2 separate regions of the Homo sapiens genome follow, and region 1 is linked to region 2. A link is a loop called in an ENCODE intact Hi-C map of the cell type or tissue named here. Cell type or tissue: ascending aorta. All regions are shown on one strand. Links, peaks and the distances in the headings refer to the core of each region. The heading gives the core; the rest is flanking DNA.

What was found. A loop is a pair of places that touch in the nucleus more often than their neighbours do. Peaks named below come from ENCODE experiments on the same cell type or tissue, not always from the same donor. Only the 100,000 strongest peaks of a DNase experiment are listed, where the experiment ranks them.
Region 1: a loop joins it to region 2, with 2.3 times the contacts of the local background. A loop is called at or near these places in 6 of 110 quality-filtered maps.

Annotation. Positions count from the first base shown.
Region 1 is chr7:95,766,380-95,779,100 of GRCh38, forward strand. It overlaps DYNC1I1 (dynein cytoplasmic 1 intermediate chain 1), which reads left to right and starts at 6,175. Exons shown (of 17, transcript NM_001135556.2): 1 at 6,175-6,394. RefSeq lists an enhancer at 10,221-11,420. In ascending aorta, for the core only: no CTCF peak of the experiment used is centred there; DNase peaks (open chromatin) are centred at 6,192 and 7,082; H3K4me3 peaks cover 2,322 bases; H3K27ac peaks cover 2,000 bases.
Region 2 is chr7:95,863,855-95,876,575 of GRCh38, forward strand. DYNC1I1 (dynein cytoplasmic 1 intermediate chain 1) reads left to right here. Exons shown (of 17, transcript NM_001135556.2): 6 at 6,029-6,144. Among named protein-coding and RNA genes, the nearest start is that of DYNC1I1, 98 kb to the left of the region's middle. RefSeq lists an enhancer at 3,732-3,841. In ascending aorta, for the core only: a CTCF peak has its summit at 7,440 (motif pointing left); no DNase peak of the experiment used is centred there; H3K27ac peaks cover 1,123 bases.

The sequences.
Region 1 (12,721 bases), core at 1,568-9,567, 99 kb before region 2:
AGAGACTGGCTTTTTTCCCCTACAAATTGAAGGTTAGTGGCAACCCTGCATTGAGGGAGTCAGTTGGTGCCATTTTTCTAAAAACATGTGCTTTCTTTGTGTCTCTGTGTCACATTTAGTAATTTAATACTTTGAAAAAATTTTCATAATTTTTCAAAATTTTTCACTATTATTTTATGTTATATTGATATATTATCAGTGGTCTTTGCTGTTACAATTCTTTTGGGGTACCATGAACCATGCCCACAAAAGAGGGTGAACTTAATCGATAAATATTGTGTGCATTCTGACTGTTCCACTGACCAGTCATTCTACTATGTTTTTCCCTCTCCTTGGGCCTTCCTATTTCCTGAGATACAACAATATTGAAATTAGGTGAACTAATAAACCTACAGTGGCCTCTAAGTGTTCAAGTGAAAGGAAGAGTCACATATCTCACTTTAAATCAAAAGCTAGAAATGATTAACCTTAGTGAGGAAGCTATGTTGAAAGCTAAGACAGACTGAAAGCTAGGCCTCTTTACACCAAATAGGCAAGTGTGAATGCAAAGGAAAAGTTCTTAAAGGAAATTAATAGTGCTACGCCAATAAATACAAGAATGACAAGGAAGTGAAATAGCCTTATTGCTGATATGGAGAAAGTTTTAGTGGTCTGGATAGAAAATCAGACCAGCCACAACATTCCCTTTATCCCAATCCAGATCAAGGCCCTACGAAGGCTGAGAGAGGTGAGGAAGCTGCAGAAGAAAAGTTGGAAATTAGCAGAGGTTGGTTCAGGAGGTTTAAGGAAAGAAGCTGTCTCCATCACATAAAAGTGCAAGGTGAAGCAGCAAGTGCTAAAGTAGAAGTTGCAGCAAGTTATTCAGAAGTTATAAAGATAAATGATAAGGTGGCTATACTAAACAACAGATTTTTAATGTAGACAAACAGCATTGTATTGGAAGAAGATGCCATCTAGAACTTGTACAGCTAGAGAGAAGTCAATGCCTGTCTTCAAAGCTTCGAAGGACAGGGTGATTCTCTTGTTAGGGGTTAATGCAGCTGGTGGCTTTAAATTGAAGCCAGTGCTCATTTACTATTTGAAAATACTAAGGTCCCTAGAATTATGCTAAATTTACTCTGCCTATGCTGCATAAATGGAATAACTAAGCCTAGATGACAGTACATGGTCAATGGTTCACTGCATATTTTGATCCCACTATTGAGAACTACTGCTCAGAAAAAAGGATTCCTTTCAAAATATACTGCTTATTGACAATGTACCTAGTCACCCAAGAGCTCCAATGAGATGTACGAGGAGATTAATATTGTTTTTATGCCTGTTAACACTACATTCATTCTGCAGCCCATGGATCAAGGAGTCATTTTGACTTTCAAGTTATATTACATAAGACATATATTTTGTAAGGCTACAGCTGCCATAGATAGGAATTCTGATGTATCTGGGCAAAGTAAGATGAAAACTTTCTGGAAAGAGTTCACCATTCTAGATGCCATTAAGAACATTCATGACTCATGGGAGGATGTCAAAATATCAACATTAACAGGAGTTTGGAAGAAGTTAATTCCAACCCTGTTATGGTTTGTTTATTTGTCCCCTCTAAATCTCATGTTAAATTGTAATCTCCAATGTTGGAGGTAGGGCCGGGTGGGAGGTGTTTGGATCATGAGGGCAGATCTTTTATGAATGGCTTGGTGCCCTCCCCATGGTAATGAGTGAGTTCTCACTCTGAATTCACAGGAGATCTGGTTGTTTAAAAGACTGTGGCACTTTCCTTCTCTCTCTTGCTCCCACTCTATTCATGTGATGCATCAGCTCCCCCTTTGCTTTCTGCCATAATTGTAAGGTTGTTGAGGCCCTCACCAGAAGCAGATGCCAGTACCATGCTTCTTGTACAGCCTGCAGAACCATGAGCCACAGTAAACTTCTTTTCTTTATAAATTACCCAGCCTCTGGGGTTCCTTTATATCAATGCAAATGGACTAATACAAACCCTCATGGATGACTTTGAGGGGCTCAAAACTTAAGTGAAGGAAATCACTGAAGATGTAATAAAAATAGCAGGAGAACTAGAATTAGAAGTAGAGTCTGAAGATGTGACTGAATTGCTGCAATCTCATAATAAAACTTCAATGAATGAGAAGTTGCTTCTTATGGAAGAGCAAAGAAAGTGATATACTGAGATGGGAACTACTGCTGGTGAAAATGCTATGAACATTGTTGAAATGATGACAAAGGATTTCGAATATTACATAAACGTATTTGATAAAGCAGTGGCAGGGTTTGACATAGTTCACTTCAGTTTTGAAGGTTCTGTGGATAAAGGGCTACCAAACACACACTGCATGCCTGTATCAAAATGTCTCCTGTACCTCATAAATACTAAATACCTTCTATGTGCCCATAAATTTGTTTAAATGCTATCAAAGAGCATGACATGCTACAGAGAAATCTTTCATGAAAAGAAGAATCAATGGATGAGGCAAACATCATTGTTGTCTTATTTTAAGACATTACCACAGCTACCCCACCTTCAGCAACAACCACCCTGATCAGTCAACAGCCATCAACATTGAGGCAAGACTCTCCACCAGCAAAAAGATTACAACTCACTGATGGCTCAAATGATTATTAGCATTTGTTAGCAATAAAGTATTTTTAAATTAAGACATGTATATGTTTTAGACATAATGCTATTGCACACTTAATAGGCCACAGTATAGTGTAAACATAACTATTATATACACTAGGAAACAAAAAAATGTGTATGACTCACTTTTATTGTGATATTTGGTGATGTGAAACTGAGCTCACAATATCTCCGTAGTATGCCTGCATTTTCTTTTTCTACAATTTTGACTACTTTAGATACTTCATATGAGTGGAATCATACACTATTTTACTTTTTGTAACTGACTTATTTCACTTACGACAGTGTCCTTCAAGTTCATCCACACTGTAGCATGTGACAGGATTTTCTTCCTTTTTAAATATAAAATTTTACTGTATGCATATATATTCCAAATTTTCTTTACTTATTCATCTGTTCATGAACATTTGGGTTGCTTCCACCTCTTGGCTATTGTGAATAATGTTGCATTGAACATGAATGTGCAAATATCTCTCTGAAATCCTACTTTGAATTATTTTGGTTAAATACTGAGAAGTGATAATATTATAACTAACTTTGAAATTGAGGGCTTAATTTGCTGTGGGCATACATTACAGGCTATTTGTCATGAATACAACTTGGCAAACTCAGGCCTTTTAAATCCTGACCTGGATTCTTTGAATGAACTTTAAACTTGTCTCTTAAGCTTTTGCTTGTTCAATCCTCTACCCGAAGATAGCCCCAGATGACTCTTCCCAAGTGTCATTCTCTACTCAAAGGCCTTTAATGATTCTCCATTATCTGCTCTACAGCCCTTCTCAAGGCCCCAGTTGGCTCTCCCATGAGTCTGTCATGATCCAAAAAGCTGGCCCACTCACTATTTGCTGAGTACACTTTGTTCTTTCTCTTCTTTGGAGCTTTGTTTACGCCTGAAAATGTTCTCTGCTCTTCATTTCTGCTCTAAAACCCTACCTATTTCAATACTATCTATTGTCATAATTCTAATTTCCTCCTTCCATCTCATCCACCCAAACCATTGTACTGCTTTGGGTATTTCCTTATTGTTTGTCCTTAATTATGTTGCCTTTACCTATCCTTGCACCTCCAACTGGATTTTAACCCCTTCAAGAAGAGGGATTATATTCTCTTTTTTAAATCATGTGAAGCTCCAAGCACAATGCTTTGCAGGTTGTGTGCGATGCAGTACAGGGGAGCCCCCAAATTAATTGGAGCTTAGCTCGCAAAGGTTCTTGGCTTTGCCCAGGAAAGAATTTAAGGGTGAGCCAGTGGTAGGGTTGAAAAGTACAGCTTTGTTGAAGTGGCAGTGTTACAGCTCTGATGGTGTTACAGCTCTGTGACTGTTCCTGCAGAGCAAGGCTACCCCACAGGCAGAAAGTAACAGCTCAGGGTAGTTTTGCAGTCATATTTGTACCTACTTTAATTACTTGTAGATCAAGGGGTAGTTTATGCAGAATTTTTAGGGAAAGGGTAGTAACTTCTGGGTCATGGGGTCATTGCCATGGAAGGGAGTGGTAACTCCTGGGTTTTGCCACGGCAGTGGTAAATTGACATGGCACACTGGTGAGCATCTCTTATGGAAAGCTGCCTCCGCCCCATCCCTGTTTTAGCTAGTCTTCAATTTGGTCCAGTGTCTAAGTCCCAGCTCCTACTTCGTGGGCACTCAACAATGCCATGTTGAGGCCAGGCATGGTGGCTCACACCTGTAATCCCAGCACTTTGGGAGGCTGAGGCAGGCAGATCACTTGAGGTCAGGAGTTCGAGACCAGCCTGGCCAACATGGAGAAATGCCATCTCTACTAAAAATACAAAAATTAGCCGGGCTAGGTGGTGTGCACCTGTAATCTTAGCTACTCAGGAAGCTGAGGAAGGAGAATCGCTTGAACCCAGGAGATGGAGGTTTCAGTGAGCCGAGATTGTGCCACTGCATTCCAGCCTGGGCATCAGAGGGAGACTCTGTCTCAAAAAACAAACAAACAAACAAACAAAACAACAACAACAACAAAAGCAATGCCATGTTGGAAAGACCAAAATACAAAGTAGTTAAAGTACAAGCTGCAGATGAATGGGAATTCAAATCTCAGCTAGATCACTCAGTGGTTATGGAACTTGGGCAAGGGAGTTAACTTCTTTGACTCAAGTTCCTTTTCTGGAGGCATGGCATTCGTTATATGTACTACATAATGTTATAGAAAAGTTAAAGAAAAATGTATGTAGAATTGACATGTATTAAATATTCAGTCACGGTAGTGGCAAATATTTATTTCCTAGATTTTTCCTTCTGGAATACCTTGAATACCTTCTACCTAGACATTTAACCTCTTCATTTCTAGCCATAGTTACAATCGCAGTAGATTAGCCAGGGAGGCCAAAGTTTTAGAATAAGGATGGCCATTTACAGATGAGTATGTATTCATACTGTATTCATACTAGAATCTGTATTTATTTTGAAATTACTGTAGTACTTGTGAATTAATAAGTTCATAAATATTTACTGAGTACCCATTATATATCAGAATGCTGTTCTAGATACTAAGAATACAGCAGTGAACAAGATAGCGTCCCTGCCCTCCACTAATTTACATTCTAATGTGTAAAAATACACCACAGATGTGCAAGAAATATGATGAAAAGCTCATCTATAAAATGATACCAAACCCCCTAACATCCCAAACTCAATTTTTTGGCCTTATAACTTAGCTGTTGTGGCAAGCTTGTTTTTTGCAGAGTCCAATAATAGTTACCCAGATTTTTTTTTGTTTCCCCGAGACGGAGTTTCGCTCTTGTTGCCCAGGCTTTGAGTGCAGTGGCGGGATCTCGGTTCACCACAACCTCCGCCTCCCGGGTTCAACCATTCTCCTGCCTTAGCCTCCCGAGTAGCTGGGATTACTGGCATGCACCACCACGCCCGGCTAATTTTGTATTTTTAGTAGAGACGGGGTTTTTTCATGTTGGTCAGGCTGGTCCCCCAACTCTCGACCTCAGGTGATCCGCCCTCCTCGGCCTCCCAAAGTGCTTGGATTACAGGCGTGAGCCACCGCGTCTGGCCAGTTACCCAGATTTTTAAAAGCTGGGACTTTAAGAAGCAATGTGAAGACAAGCTACACACACACCACACCACACACACACACACACACACACACACACACACAGACACACACACTTAATTCTTTTTTCTTCTAGAAAAATTGGGATCAATCAGACCTATAAGTCATTGTGTACAACAGGTAGATCTGAGCTTTATTTCTATTTAAATGACCTTAAGAAGTGTAGTTGCCTGGGAGTGAAAGTTGTTCAATGGTGGCATTTCAGCAGGAGCTCCCAGAATATTGAAGCTCTTCTCTTTGCAGCAACTGAGGTCTAAGTCCTACCGACGTTAGAGGGATAGACGAATTGACCTTTCCAGGTCCTCTGCTCGCCACCAGCCTACGGAGCGGCGCCACCCCCTCCTGGCGAGACCGGGCGCGGAAGACGCGGAGCGGAGGCCCTCCCTCAGGAGGGGCGCGGGCGTGGAGGGCGTGGGCAGGGGGCGGGGCGAGCCCCGCAGACTGAGTGCTCCGGGGAGCTGTCAGTGTCAGGCTCTGGGAGAGAGGAAGTGATCGCTCCCGGAGGAGCGCGAGCCGAGCGGCCGGCGCAGCGTGAGACAGCACATCCTGCCCGCGCCGGCCCCGCCACCTTCGGGAGCCGCCTGCACCAACGCTGCCGCCGCCCAGGAGCCGCCGCCGGCTCGGGGAGCCCAGTTCCGCCGCTGCCGAGCGCGTCCAGGTAAACTGGAGCGGGATGTCGCCGCTCCCCGGACGGCCGCCTCCGCACCTCTCCCCAACCCTCCCCACCCCGGTGTCGTCTGCGCTGGGAACCAGGCTGGAGCCGAGGCCCCTGCAGCCGCAGCCGGACCCTTGTCCTGGCCCCCTGCCCAGGCTCCTGCGTGCTCCGCTGAGCCCGAAGGCGGCCAAAGCCCCCCAGTGACACCCCCCTCTCGGCAGAGCCGAGAGACTAGGGCAGAGAAGGAAGGGTCGTGGTGTCACCACCTGGTCGCCCACCTTGTGGGCTGGGAAGGGCGTCCCAGTGCGCCCCGCCTCGGTCTTCCCCGGGGGAGCAGTGGGCGAGCGGCGCTGAAATCTGCACCCCTCTGGGCCACCGGCTGACTGCCCCTGGAGGAGGGGGAAAGCTGCAGAGGGAGGGGAAAGGATGCTGTTTGATTACATTTCGAGCTGTCTGCAAAGCTCTTAGATGCTGTCACTACCCTGCAAGTCGGAGGGAGCGAATTCACTTCCAGCAGGGCATTAATTAAACACTTCAAAGCGAGAAGATGCCAGTTTCTCTCTGCTGCGAAAAAGTGTGGCTGGGGGATGTTGTTTTGGTAAACACCTTCACGGCCGCCTGGCTCTCCTTCCCCCGCTCCCATTCGGAATCGCTCTGGCCTTATAAATCCGTGCGTCGTCATCATAAGGGCAGTGATCCTGGCAGCGCTGATGGGAACTGAGTGTGCGGGAGTCTCATGACTTGTACCTTGGCTAATAAGATTAAACAGAAGCCCAGGATCAGGACAGGAAATTACATAGGAGATCAGAGACTCAACAACATGCAGAAGATGGAATATATTCGCTATTCTGGCCTCTACTAATCCTAGGTAAGGGGCAGGAACAAGTAGCCAGCCATTTTCTTGCTTGGAATGCCTTTCAAGTGGGCATTGTAGACTTATTGTAGTTCAGAGTTGTGAAGAATTGCTTCCAAATATTCCAGATTAGCAAAAAGTATAGCTAACAGTAAGGCATAGGCAACTGCAGGTGACAACCCAACGCCTGATGTTAACACAGACATGGGTAACCAGTCTGTGTACATACTTTAATTGTGGAAATTATAGAGATATACGTTGATCAGTGTTAGTAAATTTGAAAAGGGAATATTCAGTGCAATTTGCAAGCTGAGGGTACTGGTGAGAATGTAATACTACCTCTAATTATTTAAAATGCCAAGTTTGTTCAAAAAGGTTTGGTGTGGAAAAAGGGGTCCTAACTCAGCTCTTTTGATCATATTTCTCAATAAAATAAAATCTGAAACACCTGCCACTGAGTTACCACATGTTCTCTTCATAAGAACTAACTCTCGAATATTTGTTTAGGTCTGAGGATCCAGTGCTCCAAGACCCATTCCTCTTAAAACCTCTAGCACCATCCTTGGGAAGTTTTTAGAATACAGTTGGGGGTCGAATGCAGGCTTTTCCAGCCTGTCAAGCTCTTAGCCCTGTTTCTGGCCCACAGCATCTCAGCATTTTACTTTGTCTTCCTTGTCTCAGGCCTCAGATACAAATGCACTTGCTTCCTCCTTCTTTGGACCTCTGAGATGCTGCAGCCGCTGGTGCACAGTCCCCTGGAGGAGGAGGGGCTGGCTTGCAGTCCTTCCCCACCCCCAGCCTTTCCTCCCTCTTTGCTATTGAAAACATGCATGATTGTTTTACTGTTAAAGCTTTAGGTAAATCACCAGTAGGGATATGAGCAGAGAAAATAAACTCGACCCGCAGGAAAAGGGGCAGAGTTCTTAAAGTAGTGGTCCATGGTCTTCAGTTTCTGACTAACTTCGAAGAGAGTAAGAAGTCACTTGGCATTTCAGTCACCATGTTTTATATCTCAGAGAAGGCTCTAGGGTCTTTCTTCCCAATCCCTCTGCTTCCAAAAATACTCCTTCCCGAGTCTACGTTTAATAAATGAGCCTTGCCTTTGATGACAGTGCTGAGTCAAGGATCCAGCCTGGGTGCTGCTCTGTCCATAAAAACAGCGATGTAGACCAGTCTTGTAAAATGCATGCCAAATCTGAAATCTAGGTACCCCTCTTAGTACAGACAGTGTGCACCGGCTTCATCCTGTTACCGTTTTCTCCAGTTTCTTTGTTGTTTAACGTAGCATCAAATGAAAAGGTCACATGCATCTGTTTCAAAATCTGTTTCAAACAAATATATTCCTTCATTACTTTATTCTCCCTACACTTGAAACAAAGATTGATAACAGTAGCTAAAATATATTGAGCACTTTACCAGGCATTGCATTTTAAAATACTTTCACAGGTGTTAACTTATTTAAACATCACAAAAATCTTATGAGGCAGATATTGTTTGTAATCCTGTTTTACAGATGAGGAAACTAAGACACAAAGGTGTCAAGTAACTTTTGCTCAGCTACTAAGTTGAGCAAGGCAGCATTTGAATCAAGGCCTGACTCCAGGCCAGGAGTTTTAACCTCTCTCTTCCGTACTATGAAACAATTACACTGGTTAATTTTCATATATTGAATACCAAGCTCTTCTCTTATCTCATTTTAATTCTTATATTAATCCTATGAAGTAGACATTATTATCCATATTTTCCAAATAATTAAATGAGTTAAATGACATACTCAACATCATTTAATAAATGGCAGAGGTAGGATTCAAATGAGATCTCTCCAAAGACTCTAAAACTAGGACCCATCCATTTTGGCTATTGTGCTGTGTGAGAGACAAAAAAGCGAGTGTATGTCTGTATCTTTCAGGTTTGCTCTCCAATTTCAGTGTGATCCATTGTTATTTTCTTAAAGCCACAAGTATAGCCGCACTTTTTGCCAGTTGATTGGTAACTGTGAATAATATATGCACACTCAAAGTAGACCCATGGCCCCTTAAAATAAATTATGGCATTGTTTTTGTCTCCTTAATGAAAGTAGCTGTTATACTTTGTGGATCTCAAATGCTGTGTAAATAGTTGCTACCTTAATCAGGGATCTCTTTTACTAGAAATCTTTGTGGCTTCTGCATCCCCTAGAGCATGTGAGAACATATATTCTCCTGGGAACTGTGCTGGAACTAGGAACTTCTAGAGTTGACTTTTTTGTTTTGAGAGTTAACTCAAATTAATTCAACTCTCATTTTTCTTCTTTGCAATGTATAAACCCTTGACGAGGTCCATGTAAAAGTTATTCCTCTTGACTGGGCACAGTAGCTTACACCTGTAATCTCAGCACTTTGGGAAGCCAAGGCAGACCAATCACTTGAGGCCAGGAGTTAGAGACCAGGCTGGAGGCTCGTGCCTGTAATCCCAGGCTACTCGGGAGGCTGAGACAGGACAATCACTTGAGCCCAGGAGGCAGAGGTTGCAGTGAGACGAGATTGCACCACTGCAGTCCAGCCTGGGCGACAGAGCAAGGCCCTGTCTTAAAAAAGAAAAAAATTATTCCTCTTGACAGAGACTTTTCATCAATATCCTGGACTTGTGTTCCTTGATTCCTCTCTGAGTGAGGCCTGGCCCCAGAATCTCAGAGTGAAGTTTCCATCGTAACATAGATACCTCTGCCTAGGTGCTAATCCTCATGAGCTCACATATTCATAAAACATCCTTGATTCTTTGTTGGAGGAACCTTCTTAAACAAAAACCCATAGATACTGTAAAAGGGAGGCATACGAATGGTTTTCAGATGGTCATTGAACCCACTAAAATTGAGGCAAATTTTCATGCATTTGTGCATAAATGTAGTTTTCTAGGGAAAAAATGGGGATATTGCTAACTAAAAATACAGGAAGAATCACTGGTTTACATATGCTGTTTAAAAAAGGGGAGAGGAGCAGAGGTCACTCTGCTGAAATGTATCGAAGACAAAGCCAAGCTATCCTACCAGTGGCAGCCAAAAATAAAATGTTCTTGGCTATCAGGACATTTTTGTGGCATTTCACCAGGAGTCCAGGTGGCAGGTATAGCAAACATCAACTGACACTGAGTCAGGCCTGCAACTGAGTCAGGCCTCCAGGCGTGGCAGGCAGTCCTAGCTTGGCTTGTCATTCATTGAGAATCTCCCCTGTGCATAATCAGTGCTTTATAGATGTGTTAGTTCATTGAATCATCCCAACATCCCTGTAAGGTGGACATTTTTCTCTTTCTTTGACAAACAAGGAGATGCTTGGAGGGATTAAGTCACTTGGTCAAGGCCATATGGAGCCAGATAGTGGAAGGGCTGGATTTGAAATGCAGGTGGGCCTGATTCCAAAGTCTGTTTCTTCTCTTCCTACCATAGCTCATAGTTTCTCTGCCTGTGTGGGACACCAAAAAAAGTATTGTTTAGTGTAGCTTTTTATTGTGGCAGGACTAAGAGTCCCTCAAGAAATATGTTCACACACTGATAGGAAAAGCCTAAAATATTATCAAAGGAACAACAACAAGTTGTATGTCTCCCAGAGTGGCAGAAGAAAAGCAAGCCCTGCTTTAACTTAAGGTGAGTTGAAACTCCACACTTTTGCTTCCCCCATCGCCAGGTGTCTTGCCGAGTACCAAATGCACAGCAGCCCCCACCTAACACAGCCTGAAAACTATCTTGCAGGGGTAACTGTAAATCAAAACTTTATTCACTGCAAAGATGAATTTACTTTAAGGCTGTTCTGTCCTCTGAGGCTTCCCTGATACAGCAGCTGTGTCATGATCCGGAACACTGACTTGCTTCTAAATCCTGGGAGGGGCACTACTTACCAGATGACTTACGTGCTCTTTAGTTTTCAGTTCATACTGGTCTTGAAATCCTCTTTAGCAGCTGTTCTTGCTTCCAAATTATTATTTAAGCGCTAACAGTTTTCCGCTTACCTATATTCTTGCTATGATCGCATAGAACAACCCACTGTTTCATTTTGGGGGTTCAGAACAGCTAATGCCATCAATGTGGCAAACACACAAAGCAGAAATTTCGGTCAGAGTTGAGGGTATTCATAATAAAAATAATGAATCTCAAGCACTATAGAGGACGATTGTACTTGATCAACAGACCTGCCTGGTAACCGTTCCAGTGTGCTTCATTATGCTTTAACTCAGTGCTCTTCCAACATTTTTTTTTCTCTTTTATAATCCCTCAAGAATTTTTTAAAAATTCTGCAGCTCCATCACCTCCACACATTTAAGGTTACATCTAATGCTTTTCATCATAAATTTATAGAATCACAATTAATGTGATTTTCAGAATGTTGTAAACTTTGACAGTTAAAAATAAAACCGTGACATCATTCTTTGAATCCAATTAAAATCTAAATACCAACTTCAATTTAAAATGTATGTGAAGAAGCTCTTTTCACAAAGGGATGTTTTTATATCTTGCAGTTAAGCACCACAGTAAAATTTGGGATTTCTTGGGGTTTTGTTTGTTTGTTTAGTTTATATTTGTCTTTAACCTTATATGGCAGAAGGCATTTTGTGAAAATGGAGATGGAAAAAGGGGCCCCGAATAATTCTACAACCACAGGCACATTCTCCGGTAGATAGTTTTAGGAAAACATACAGGCAAAAGCTGCGGATCTGGAAATTAATGCCATTAACTTTTCCCTTGCCTGCAGGCTCTTTAGAAAGCCACTGTGGAGGCCAGGGGTATGCAAATGCCAGTTTGAAGATTGCACATTTATCTAGCACAGGTGCTGTGTGTTATGGGTCAGTGTGGCACAGCTACTGGCAGTCAGGCCCATTGCCTTTTGTGTATGGGACTCAAATTAGAGGTGAGTAGGGCCAGAAGGAGCTGCACAGAGGCTGGTCCCATTTTCTGCTCTCAAGTAGTGGTGACTGGGAATAGCTGTCTTTTATCTTTCTTCTATTTAATGATTTTCAGTACAAGATGGGCTAATTCCAGTGCTTTCTTTTCTTTTTAGTTTTATTTATTTATTTATTTATTTATTTACAAACAGGGTCTTACTCTGTTGCTTAGGCTGGAGAGCAGTGGCATGATCATAACTCACTGCAACTCCAACTCCTGGGCTCAAGCAGTTCTCCCAACTCATCCTTCCAAGTAACTGGGACTACAGGCATGTCCCACCACACCAGCTGGTTAAAAAATTTTTTTTTTCATAGGGATGGAGTCTTGCTGTGTTGCCCAGGCTGGTCTTGAACTTGTGGCTTCCAGCAGTCCTTCTGCCTCAGCCTCCTAAGTGTTGGGATTACAGGTGTGAGCCATTGCACCTGACCCCAGCAAGTTTTTAGATCAGTTGTTCTTAGCCAGGAGCAATTGTCTTCTCCAGGGGACATTTGACAATGTCTGGAGACATTTTTTATTATCTCAATTGGGGAAAAGGGCTGGCATCTAGTGGGTAGAGGTTGGGACT
Region 2 (12,721 bases), core at 3,182-11,181:
AGTAAATAACTCTATGCTTTGCAAGAATTATTCATAGTACTAAAAATAGTACTTAAAGTTTTCATAACATCCCAAAATATCATTCACGTTTTTCTCAAAATTTCCTTTATCTTTGAAGTGAGAGAAGAGCCACATAGAATATATTTTTTAGAATTCCATTGGTAATGTACATGTTTCTCATGCTTTTATTTGGGAGTAAGTTTGTATAATCCTAACTTTCTTCAGCTTTAGTAGCTATCGTAGATCATCCTTATATCACACTTGGAGCTTCACCTTTTTTTGGATAATACAACTTTATAAGTAGCTAGCAAAGCCATGCTAACCTTATTGTGAGTGGATAGACAAAAGTGTCAATTGAACCAGAAATGGAAAGGGGAATGGGGACAGTGATTCATACAATGGAGTAGTTTTCTTCTTGTGATTCATAATGTCCAATCAAGGACAAATGGACAGAACCTGGGTGGATTGGACTATGCTAGTGTTAAATTGGAAATCTTTGCACCTTGAGCAGTGGCAAATAACCTTCTCAAACTTCAAGTAGCTTTATTTTTTATTCTTTAGTAAGACCTGATTTTTCTTTTCAGAAGAAACATTTCAACTTTCTTGCAATATGGCTTTGCTCAGCCAGCTTTCCCAGCCAAGTTGACAGGACAAGGTGAAAAGAAACTCTCAGGGGAAAGTCAAACCCTAGCTCTGGGGAGATGTTGGCTCCAGGTCACTTCAGGACAAGACCAAGTCAGCTTGTCAAGGATCTGTGGTTCCACTGCCCGGTCTGGAATCATCTGTCTGACTTTTTAGTTTTTTATCTAGCAAAGGTTCTTGAGCCAGTTTCTTAATATTTTGTATACCGCAATCTACTTTCTGTAGCCCTCTTCTTCTCACCTTTTCCCTCATCTCTTTACCTGGCTTGTTTCATAGAACTTCATAATGAAGTTCAAAGACGTCTGCCCATTCAGTGGCACTAAAGCCTCTAGAATAGCCTGGGATCTGATGGCAGGGTGGGGAAGCTCAAACAGGTCTGCCTAAACAATGAAGTTTTCATCTCTCCACTCTATCTAGTATTTTTAAGCCAGTGATACTCAACCTTTAGCAGGCATCAGAATCACCAGAGTAAGGGGTTGTGGGGAAAGGGGGAAGGTGGACAAGCTTCCTAAAACAGATTGCCAGACCCCAACCCTGAAATTTCTGACTCAGTGGGTTGGGGTGGGGACTGTGAATTTGCCTTCTAACCGTCTCCCAAGTGGCACTGCTGCTGGTGGGGTCAGGCACCACACTTTGGGAATCTCTGCTCTAGGATTTCTCGAATTTTGGTTTACTCTTGGCACAATTAATCCAAATATATGAAGCTTTATTGTACTGCATAGGTGATATTGAATGTTTGTTTTCCCACGGTTACTTAAAGCATTATAGTTCAGTAATTTTAAAGTTTCAATAAACCCTTTTATTTTACCAAGGTGAAAATACACCACATGATTTTAAAATGATGCCGTGTCAACCAGGACATACATAATTTGAGTCTCAATTTATATTTCTACATTGTTTCTACCTTTTCTCCTTCTCTTCCCTTTTTTCCTCTCTACCTTCCTGCCTCAAACATTTATTTAGTGCCTGCTATGTACCTGACGCTAAACTAAGGCCCAGGGTATGGCATAAATTAGTAAGGGATAAATAAGTATCTTTGCAGTCTAGTCATGGGTGAGAGACATGAAAAAGAAGTGAATACGGTCATGTGTCACATAATGATATTTTGGTCAATGACGCACTGTGTATTATGGTGGTCCTGTATGATTATAATACTGTATACTTACTGTACCTTTTCTATTTTTAGATACACAAATACTCAACCATTGTGCTACAACTGCCTACGGTATTTAGTACGGTAATATGCTGTACAGGGTTGTAGCCTAGGAGCAATAAGCTATCCCATCTAGCCTAGACGTATAGTAGGCCATACCATCTAGGTTTGCGTAAGTGCGGTCTGTGATATTTGCACAATGACAAAGTTGCCTAACATGCAATTCTCAGAAGGTGTGCCCATCATGAAGCCACACATGACTGTACAGTGACATGTACCAAGGGCTATGGCAGCAGTATCTGGGTGTACAGTGAACAGGGCATAAGCTATGCAGGAGGGGTGGTGGGATGGCAGGAAAGGTAGCACAGAGTCGGAACTGAGGAACCAGCATAGAGTCTGCAGCCTAACTAGAAGGCACGGGAACTGCAGTGGTATGAATGCCACAGTGTTGTCTTGCTCTTCCTCCTTTGCTTAGTTTAACTTAGAGAAATCCCTAAGCAAAAGGTCTTTGCTATGAAAGGACGACACCTTCTGGTCATCCTTTCTGGACTGGCTAGGGCTGGGAGTGATTGTATGGTACTTAACTCAGAAACATAATCCTTTCATTATGTCCTAACAATCTAAACCAGGCTACTTCTCAATAATTCTTTCTCATGCTTCTAAAATGACCACACGTGCTTGGACCACTATATTAGGTTTTAAGAAGCATGCCTCAATGAGTGGATGGTCATAAGGCATTAGAGAACACGCAGGAAAACAAGGTTTTTAAGTATAGTTTCAAAGTTTTTAAGTACATGGCCCTGGGACTTACTCTTGCATAGAGCCAAAGCCCAACTCTGTCACTACCTTTGTGATTTTGGAAAATTTCTTAACATCACTTGAACCTCAGTTTTCTCATCTGTAAAATTGGAATATGAGATAAAATTTTAATGAGGATAAAATAAGATGATGTATGAAAAGCGTCTGGCATATTGTAAGTCCCTGGTTACTAAAACAGCAGCAAAATAGGCACAAAGAATAGAAGCATTTGATATAAATGCAGCTTCATCCATCCAGAGATCATATGGAAAGATACAGTAATCTACCAGTACCCTCTAAGAAGTGTTATAAGGAATTGCTTTAAAATTATAAATTATTTGAGACAGATTCACCCTCAAGCCAGAAGAACCACAAGCTTATCAGTGTGTCAGATGATCAGTACATTGGGAAAACCTAATGATGACAACTCAGCTTTTATTTTGATGTCTTAGGTACAAGTCAGACCCTGAACTCACAAACATAGCATCAGTGAAAAACTGGTTGAAACTTTTCAATGGTTGTTGAGAAAAGAAAAGGTTTTGTTTTAGTGGGATAAACACACTTACTCCACCTACGTTTTGAAAACAGATGTTTCAAAGGAAAAGAAGTTAAGGAAAAGCAAATGAACTCTCCCAAGCAGCCACATCCTATCCATGTGCCCATATAAAGAAATTAGGAGTATGATTCTCATTTTGTTGTCAGAGATCATCTTCAACTCTACTATCTTAAGGAATCTTTAATGTAGGACACTCCTAAATCTGCTTTCTCTGATTTTCTTTTACAAATATAAACATTATTATAATCATCAGAACAGATAAAGTAGAGCTGCTTGAGCCAAGAGCCACTTGATATATACCAGGCACTAAACTAAGTGCTATGTAAGCATTAGCTTCATTCAGTCCTCACAACTCAATGACAGGTACCCATTTTACAGATAAGAAACATGAGGCTTAGAGAAGTTTGTCACTTGTCCAAAGTTTTCCCCTACCATTCAGCTGTATGTTCAAAGCAGAACTATGAACCCAGTTTCAGAATGAGTGCATGACATCACCATTGTGCTGTATGGTCTCACCTGCTGGTTTCAGTCCGCCATGGTGGAGTATCAAATTACACATCAGCCTCCTGTTGCCCAGCACCTGTTGCTGGTCCCAAACGAGATAGGGCTGCAGCTTACGTCATGTTAGCAGGATGCCCTGAAATCCCTGCCTGTAGAGGTAGCTACCACTTAACCAGAGCTGGAGCTCCCTGGGTCTCATGCAGGTGCCCAGGGCAGTTGAGGGTTTAGGGTGATCTCTCTGTGCTCAGGTGGCCTCAATTTGAAGTGGATTATTTTCCACTTCCTTGTTTATAATAAAGACTGATCTACTGGGGCCTCAGAAAGACACTGGGCTACTAAGCAGCGGAGAGGCTTTGCCTCAAGCAGTCCTGCAATGTCTTTTCATGTTTTCTTCTTTAGGTGCTTCAAGAAAGACCCACTTCAGGCAGGAAAACATTCTTTTCTGACCCAGGGAGGTTTTAAAATAATACCTTGAATGTCTTACTTTGAAACTTTGAGGATTTTCCCTCATTTGGTGATTTTGTTTCTGATATATGGTATGTGCTTTCCCCATTTCTGTGTAAGAAGGGAGCAAGGTTTGTCACTTGTGCAAAGCTCAGCCTGGGCCCAGCCTGGACTCTCTTGCATTCTGTGTCCCAGAGCTCCCAGTGAAACAGGCCCATGTGGTTCAGGCCTGCGTGGAGCCTGGGCTCCAGTCACGGTCACTTAGAACACAGAGACAGCCAGCGAGGCTTGTCCTCTAACCAGCGTTTGTTTGTTTATTTGCTTGTACCTACTTTGAGCACATCTTAGATCTCATCTCAATTGTGTTAGTAACTCATAGACAAGAAGAATTTTTGTTTTCCTACAGTGTTTGGGAAATTGTATGTGAAAATTCCTAACTGTGCCATGCATTTTCTCACTTTATTCCTATTAATAATAATTTAAAGAAAAAGAAATAAGGCTGTGCCATCCGCTAGTAACAATTAAGGACAATAATATGCATAGAATATACTTCTGTTGCTCCTAGAGAGCTAGGGAATGCAAGATTTTGGCTAAATGGGTAGTATACCTTTTTTTTCTTTTTCTCCCACAGAGACGCATGCACTCCATGCCTGGAAATTTTTAGAAATAGAATATGTCCAATACTAATAACATAATAACTATATACTAAAAACAATGTTCCAGAAGCTGTTTTAAAATACATATGTTTGTAAATTATGTACATATGACTACATAATATATATGTGGCATATGCATTATGTGTATGTGGTACATAGACATTACCCATAACAATTAGAAAGTACCTCTGTCTCCGTTTTACAGATGAGGAAGCTGAGGCACAGAGAGATTAGTGACTTGTTCAAGATGAGACACACGCTGGTAAATGGTGGGGCTAGGGGTTATGTATTTAATCACCAGGTGATACTACTATACCTCCACGACTGGATGTTTCCTGGGTGTCTCAGGAGGCACTTCGATTTTTGCAGTAACTCAAGAACTCACCAGTAAGAACCTTAGTTAGGAGTTCGAGTTGGTAGGAAAACAACGGACCAAGACTCATAACCTTTCTTCTACAATTTACGAGTTGTATATACTTGGGCACATCTCTTAACGGAATCTCACTATCCTCATCTGTAAAATGGAGATTATAACATCTATCCACATACTTCATAGAGGTGTCATAAAGGCACGTAACATAATGAATCTAAAGACCCCTGAAAACCCTTGAAGTGCTACATAAATATTCAGAAATGGTTTCTTACATGGTCATGGTTAGGTCTGGAATGCTGTGCTAAGGCTTTATCACTCTGAGCCCAGTGCCCCCTTTCACTCATCTGTGCTATATCAATGTGTCTTTCAAGCAAATTCACATGCTAATCTGTGTTAGTTCCTATTCTGCAGAAATGAGAAGTGTTAAACTCATTCTTTAAATATAATCCCCTCACTGCTATGATAGAGAATGTGTTACACCATTAAAGAACCCACCTCTCTTTTTTTTTTTCAAATTTAAGAAGCATTACTTTCCTTTTCTCCTTCTTTCCTAAGAGACTAGAATCCTGTATTGCAAATGGAAGTTCCCTCAATAAATTTTAACTGAGTAGAATCTGGGATGCTCAGAATGGAAGAGGTCTCTTGTAAGCTGGACCAAGACTTTACAGATAGGAAAGCTGAGGGTCTTATCTGACATCACCCAGCCTATTAGGGCCAACGTGGGCCAAGAGCCCACGTGTCCTGACTTCCAGCCCAGAGCCAGTTCTGCTTCATGACCCTGCCCCTTGCACTCAGAAGCTGAGGGTATTTGTGGTTTGTTTGTTTTAGTGCTTTCTTTTATTACTGATAGCTCTTCTGCAAGGAATGCCTCCCCTCTCTAAGCATTTATTCTTTGTTACTTACAGAAGAAGACTGCATAAACTGGGCGTGTCAAAGGTCACCCAAGTGGATTTCCTGCCAAGGGAAGTAGTGTCCTACTCAAAGGAGACCCAGACTCCTCTTGCCACGCATCAGTCTGAAGGTAAACTATGTCTTTGGCTTACTTTCCATATTATCTCTGGAGAAATCGCTGGGAAGTAACATCTTTCTTGTTGATTTCCTCTTACCATAAGAGCTCTTCATGGGATACAAACATAATGACACTGAAAGCCAAAGCCTCTTCTGAGTTTGAAAGCTATGGAGAGGGAACTCGGTGATACTCTTCCAAGTGACCTGGCAACTTTAAATTAGATAAACTAAAGAGGTTTATCTCACTACATCGAAATCATGTGAGGAGAACAAAAATCATCAAAGAACAATGTAATAGAAACAGTGCTGAATTTTATCAATAAGAATACATTAAGCATACATTAAGAATCTTAAGCATACATTAAGATTCATCATTTACATGGCTTAGCAAACTATAGCCCACCCACCTGTTCCTAGAAATAAGGTGTTGTTGGAATACAGCTATATCCAACCATTGACTTCTGTGGTTACTTTCTTGCTGCAGTGGCAGGGTTGAGTAGTTGTGAAAGAGACCTTATGGCTCACAAAGCCTAAAATCTTTATTATAACCTGGCCCTTTACAGAAAACCTTTGCTGACCACTGATTTGGTTTGCCAATTGAGGTAACAACACACGAGAGTTTCTGACCACAATTTAAAAGTATTTTCCCATGCAAACTCCACATAGGTGAATGGAAATTGAACTCCATACCTTCTTTGTGTATGCCAGAAAAATATCAAGTGAAAAAGTCACATACGGGTATCAGAGAATCATAAAAATACACTCATGAGAGAAGTCGAAGTTGATAAATACTTCCTAGAATTCAAAACTTTATCAAAGCAAGATTATGCAAAAGCAGAAGAGGGAGATGTATTTTGAAAATAGGGTAAGTGAAAGTTTCATTGTTAGAGGCTAACGTTGTTATAGCAAAGCAAATACTCTTTTTACTTTATGTTATTTTATTCTTCGGTGGGTGAAGAGGATGTTGGAATTCTGGGTTCCTTGTTGCTATGTAGTAAGTATGGACAAAAGCCATGAAATGCAAAAATGATTAGCATTTCCCCCTTAGTGATTTACCGGAAATATAAAAATCAGTGCATTTTTGTTTATGCAAGCTACAGGTTTTCAGTTTTGGTTCTAAATAAATAACGCCAAAAGCAAAGTGAATCAGATTCCTTGAAGTCCGGGGTGCCGTTAGGCATTCTGAAAATCTTGCCTATACAAGCTGTTGTGGGGACAGTTCTTCAGTAGCAGGGCCTCCATTTCTCAAGCCCCAGTGAAATGAATTTTAGAAGCAAACAAGTAGCACCCTCTGCTGGTGAGCTTTTAAACCAACCAACCCAACAAATGAGACCTGTATATTAACGTGGCTGAAAATACAGTTAGCGAGGGGGAAAGAAAGAAAAGAAAAAGAAAATACAAAATTAGAAAAGCCTGTGAGAGTTCACCTAGTCTATCCTTGGGCCTCCAGACAAGAACAGGAAGATCGTTAAAAAACATCCTCACCACCCAACCAAAACATTTGTTTGACTTAATTTGCTGCCAGAGGTATTTGCAGAGCTGTAGCTGGAGGCATGTTTATTTAGCCCAAAACTTGACCCATAGCATAAAGTTATACAACTGAAATAGGAGAAGGAGTGAATTATTTTTTAAAATGTGTACTTAAGATATTGGAAGTGGTAAAGAAATATTTACAAGGGAAGATAAATTAAGGATGAAAAGGCATCAGCTCTAAAGTTTTAAACTGGAGCACATCAAAAGGAAAAGGCTGTACATTCCATTTTATTACTGCAAGGAGAGCTTGGGAGCCCTCATTATGCTGTGGTCCAAGCAGCAGGAAAGGGGGAATTTATTTCTCAGCTATTGGCAGAAGTTCTTTCTGTTTTGTTCACAAGATCCATCAAGCTTTTTTGTGGTGAAGGGCATTTACATGGTTCAGATTACAATACAGAACCCAAAGCTAGCTACCATAGTTCTTGACATTTAAGCAATCCTGGATGGATTTGGACAGAAAAACCTTTCAATTTGGGTTCAGCAAACTGCCCCTCACCACAGGCGATGATGCCTTGACCCTTGGCTGCCGGCAGTCACCCGGCTGCCCGGCCATAGAGGGTGCTGGTGCTCACTTTCACCTGCTGTGGGGAGGTGGTTGGCAGGAGAGCTGCGTGGAGCAGTGGACAGTTGGCACTGAGGTTCTACCATGCGGCAGATGTGGGTTGGCTCCACTGTGGGGTTTGAGCCATGGCAATGTTTTCATGAAAACTGCGCCTTTCAGCGGCAGGAAACAACTACGGAATTTTATGACACAATGAGGCTCTTGGGTGGCTAACATTTGAAGCTCTGGCATATATAACATCCACTTTGGCTTGCTGTTGCCCACAATGTAAGAAGGCATGCTGATTATTTTTTGTCATTGTTTGACTGTGGACAGTTTAATGATAATCAAACTAATGATCTCAGAGCATTGATTTGTTCTGCCTCTAATGGATTCTAGTGCATTCAAGTTCTTACACATTCCCATTTTACTTTTGAAAATGAAGGGGAAGGCACTTTGGATTTGCCCAAGCTTAAGCATCCTTTCTGTACTGTGCACCGTAATGAACATTCTCATCATAGTAAGTATTAATTTTTGATCATAATGATCTGTTATGAGAAACACTCCAGACAGTGATATAAATAAGCAAGATTTAAGTATAAATTCTCCATGAATACTGTTCTTTCAACAAGGTTAGACCTTCCTTCTCTGCAGGGAAAGAAGGCCAAGAATGGCCAACACTGACTTGGAGAAGGATACCTTTGCCCCAATATATTTGAAACACATAATTTTATTCCCAAGTAGCAAGAAAGGAAAACGAAATTATGGTCCCCTCCAAGGCTGCCTCTCTGTTGCCTATTATGAACCCATTTCTGTACCAACCATGAGGTCCTGGGCTTAGGGAGCCAGTCTTTTGCATCTTTATTATAGTGAGTGAGTGCATGGCTTATCCTGAGTACCCAAGAAATGCTGTTGAACGACAAAGATAATGCCAGACATCTCTAGAAACACCAAGTTCACTATGTTCCCCCTGGGGGAATGAGAATTTCTTAATCTGCTGGAAAGATGCAAGCCACACTGGAGGAAGGAGGAGGAAATTTCTACAACCTGGTACATAATCATAGTTTGTTTTGATAGTCACCTGGTATCTTGTGGTCAAGGTTTAATCTCTACTCAGGCCCAGTAGCAAACCAAGACATCTCTCTCAAAGGGAGAGTAATGCAATAAAGAGGCCACATTATTATTCTAAAATCTAAGCACTTCTTCTGAGACTCACCTCTTAGGGACATTTGTTTGATTTGCCATAGACACTTGGGGCACCATTGGGTCAGCTGGACCATAATTTCCAAGTAGTATAGCCATTTGAAAGAAAAACTTTCAAACCACTGGGTAAATGGATTGAATAAATAGGTGCAAATGTTGAACATGTTGCCTGCAAAACCCAGAATGACCCACTAAGCATTTCGACTCTTAATATTAGAGAATTAAGGTATTCACATATACTTTGGAGTTTACCAGATGACTAGACCAATAGAGACTTTCTTAAGGTAGCGAGTACTTATGTTTTCAAAGATTTTTCCTCCATCCTCTGGCCTACATAATGTCTTAACTAGGTCTTAAAGATACCAGCTACAGCTTCCTCTCCAGGTCCTGCTGACATGATGCTCCATGTTGAAGGTGAGATTGACAAGGGCTACAGATAGAGAACTGGCTCAGCCCTGAGGTAGGATGATGAAGATGCAAAGAGAAAGGCTGCAGGTCTTTGGCTGTCAAGCAAGGCTTAGTGTAGAACATGGTTTGGAGGTACTCCCAGGCCTCCGTATTCTTACCTACATTCAATTTCCCATTATTTCCTGATCATTGCTGTCACTTTCACATAAGTCACCTGGTGACACTAGCAATTCCACAGACCTTATTCAGAAACCCACAGAATTTAAACTTTGCATTTGACTTTGACATTTTTGTAGATACTTATCACAAGCAGAGAAAGTCCATGGGTCTATGCCTAGATCTAAAATATAGAGACTTCAACCTGTCATCTATTTCTTACAGCTGTCCAGTCCCATTAGAAGTATCCACCTCATCCTAGTGTCTTTAAATTCTTCATGCCACTCACACTATTCAATAGCAGTGAAAATTTGATCCCCTAAATCCTTCTTTTCAACGGACACTTCATTAAAGATCACCATAGAAGAAAAATTATGTAGCTATTTGTTACAGCTGACAGATTCCCATTCCTGAACTCTTACTGAATTTTTATTTTCTTTAGCATCAGCTATGGCAGATAACCAACATCAGCTTCCCACGTGACTATCTCCTGATGGTAGTTTCTGTACCAGACTGAGTTTGTGGTTGCTGACAATAGAAACTAACTCTAATTAAGTTTAAACAGAAAAAAAGGTTTGTTGAGAAGATATGAGATACTTGATAGAATTGACAAAAGAAAAAAAAGCCAGAGCATTAGGTTTGAAATAAAAAGTAAATTAGGTAGCTGCTATCGACTGGATTGTGTATCCCCACAATTCATATATTGAAGGCTTAACCCCTAATACGACTATGTTTGTAAATAGGGTTTTTAGGAGGTAATTAAGGTTAAATGAAGTCATAAGGGTAGGATCTCTAATTGGTGGCCTTATTAGAAAAAGAAGAGAGAGAGAGAGAGAGAGATCTTTCTCCCTGTGTGTGTGTTCACCGAGGAAAGGCCATGTGAGGACACAGCAAGAAGGCAGCTGTCTGCGAGCCAGAAAGAGAGCTTTCACCAGAAAATGAACTGGCTGGCACCTTGATCTTGGACTTCCCAGCTTCCAGAACTGTGAGAAAATAAATTGTCCTTGTTTAAGCCACCCAGTTTATGCTATTTTTCATGGCAGCCTGAGCAGACTAAGACAGCAGCTAACACAGCAAGATCATACCAGTTAACCTTCCTGGTTAGAAGACCTGAGCCTCCTGACTTCCGGTCACTGGATACTCTCTGTTAGGCTCATGATTTAAACTCTGTAGTCACTGCTGGCTTGGAAACCTCTAACTCTCTCTGCCTCTTGACAGTGTTCCCTCAAGGGAGTCCATTAGCCAGGACTAGGTTACATGCCCCTGTGTCAGCTGTGAGGGACAAGGCAGAGAAATAACTGCCCAAGTTCAGCTTCCCATAATGTTTGGGGATGCTATGACTCAACTTTGATCTATTTTTATATCCTTCCTTTTAGAACAATGGGTGTTTGGATGCTAAGTGGCCAAGAATATATATTGGAAAAATGCCCACTTTGGTGTAAGAAAAAGAAAAAAAAGGGAGGTAAAGAGAAAAATAATATTTATTATGTGTTCAGCACACTCATATACATTATTACGCTTGCAGCATTGCTAGAATTTACTCACCTTATAAATCAGAGGTGCCGAGAGAATGCAGTTCCTTTATTTTATCTGCAGCCATTTATAATACCACTAGTTGACATGGAGAAAATATACAAAATAAACAACTTTAGTTCACTCTCATCTTTTAAACCGTCCCTGTTAGTATGTTCCATTAATCTTGGGTAGAAATGCCCAAATTCATAGAGTCCCCCTCTCATCTGCATCTCTCTCTGAGATCATGGTCAATTGTAGAGGGAAGAAAGATGAGGTTTACATGATCTAATGGCCTTGGTGGAGATAGGGAGGATGAGGGACTCTGGCCTTGTGCTAGTCCCTGGCAGCATGCTGGCTGACATCTGTTGCCCTCTGGCATGATGTCCTTTGTCCACCTGGGCACTGGCACCCTGTGTTAGAGTGTGTAGCTGGTGAACTTGTGATTTGTTCTTTTGGCTTAGTTTGGCAATGTTCCTAGGGAGCATTGGCTATCTCTCTTTTGATGATTTAGTCTCCTCTCAGCTGTCATGGTCTCCAGACCTTGAGTTGATGCCTTGTCCTTTCTCCATCCTAGAGGTCTACCTTCAGCCCATGCCATGCCTTTATCCACCACAGCAGATCTCTTGGCATACTGACTCTCGCTTTGGTGCCCATGCCTCAGAATATTTAAGGGAGATCCTCACCTGTTCTTTTCTCAGTCTTATCATGCCAGTCACCCCCAGGGAGGCTCAGATGCCTATGGTGAATAAGATCTATTGCATGGTGGTCTCTTTTCAGATTCCCAAAAAAGGAGTGTGGTTCAAGAACCCTGTGCTCATTCCTCCTCTTAGTTTAACACTCCACCTCTCCTAATGCTTCCCCCAGAAAGTGAAAATCCAGATATATCTGAAACTTTGTCTCTTCTTCCGAAATGCTCCTATCTGGAAATAAATTCCCCTGTTTAACTTCCTTCAATTTATATCTTCATTCTACCATGGAGTCTCAAGGTTTTACTGTTCTGGACAGAAGGAGTGATCTTGGTAGTTATTGATATTTTAAATGGTAAGGAAAAAAACTGGAATATCCTTTCTCCCTCAATTAAACTTGGCTCTCAAACTACAGTGGGATTACAAAATTCAATGTTTTGAGATGGAAGCTGAGTTTTACCTTAGCTGTTTTATTTTCATTCTATATCAAATTCTAATCTCTCTACTGGCAAAAAAAATGCCCTAGGTACACTAGGGTGAATATCATT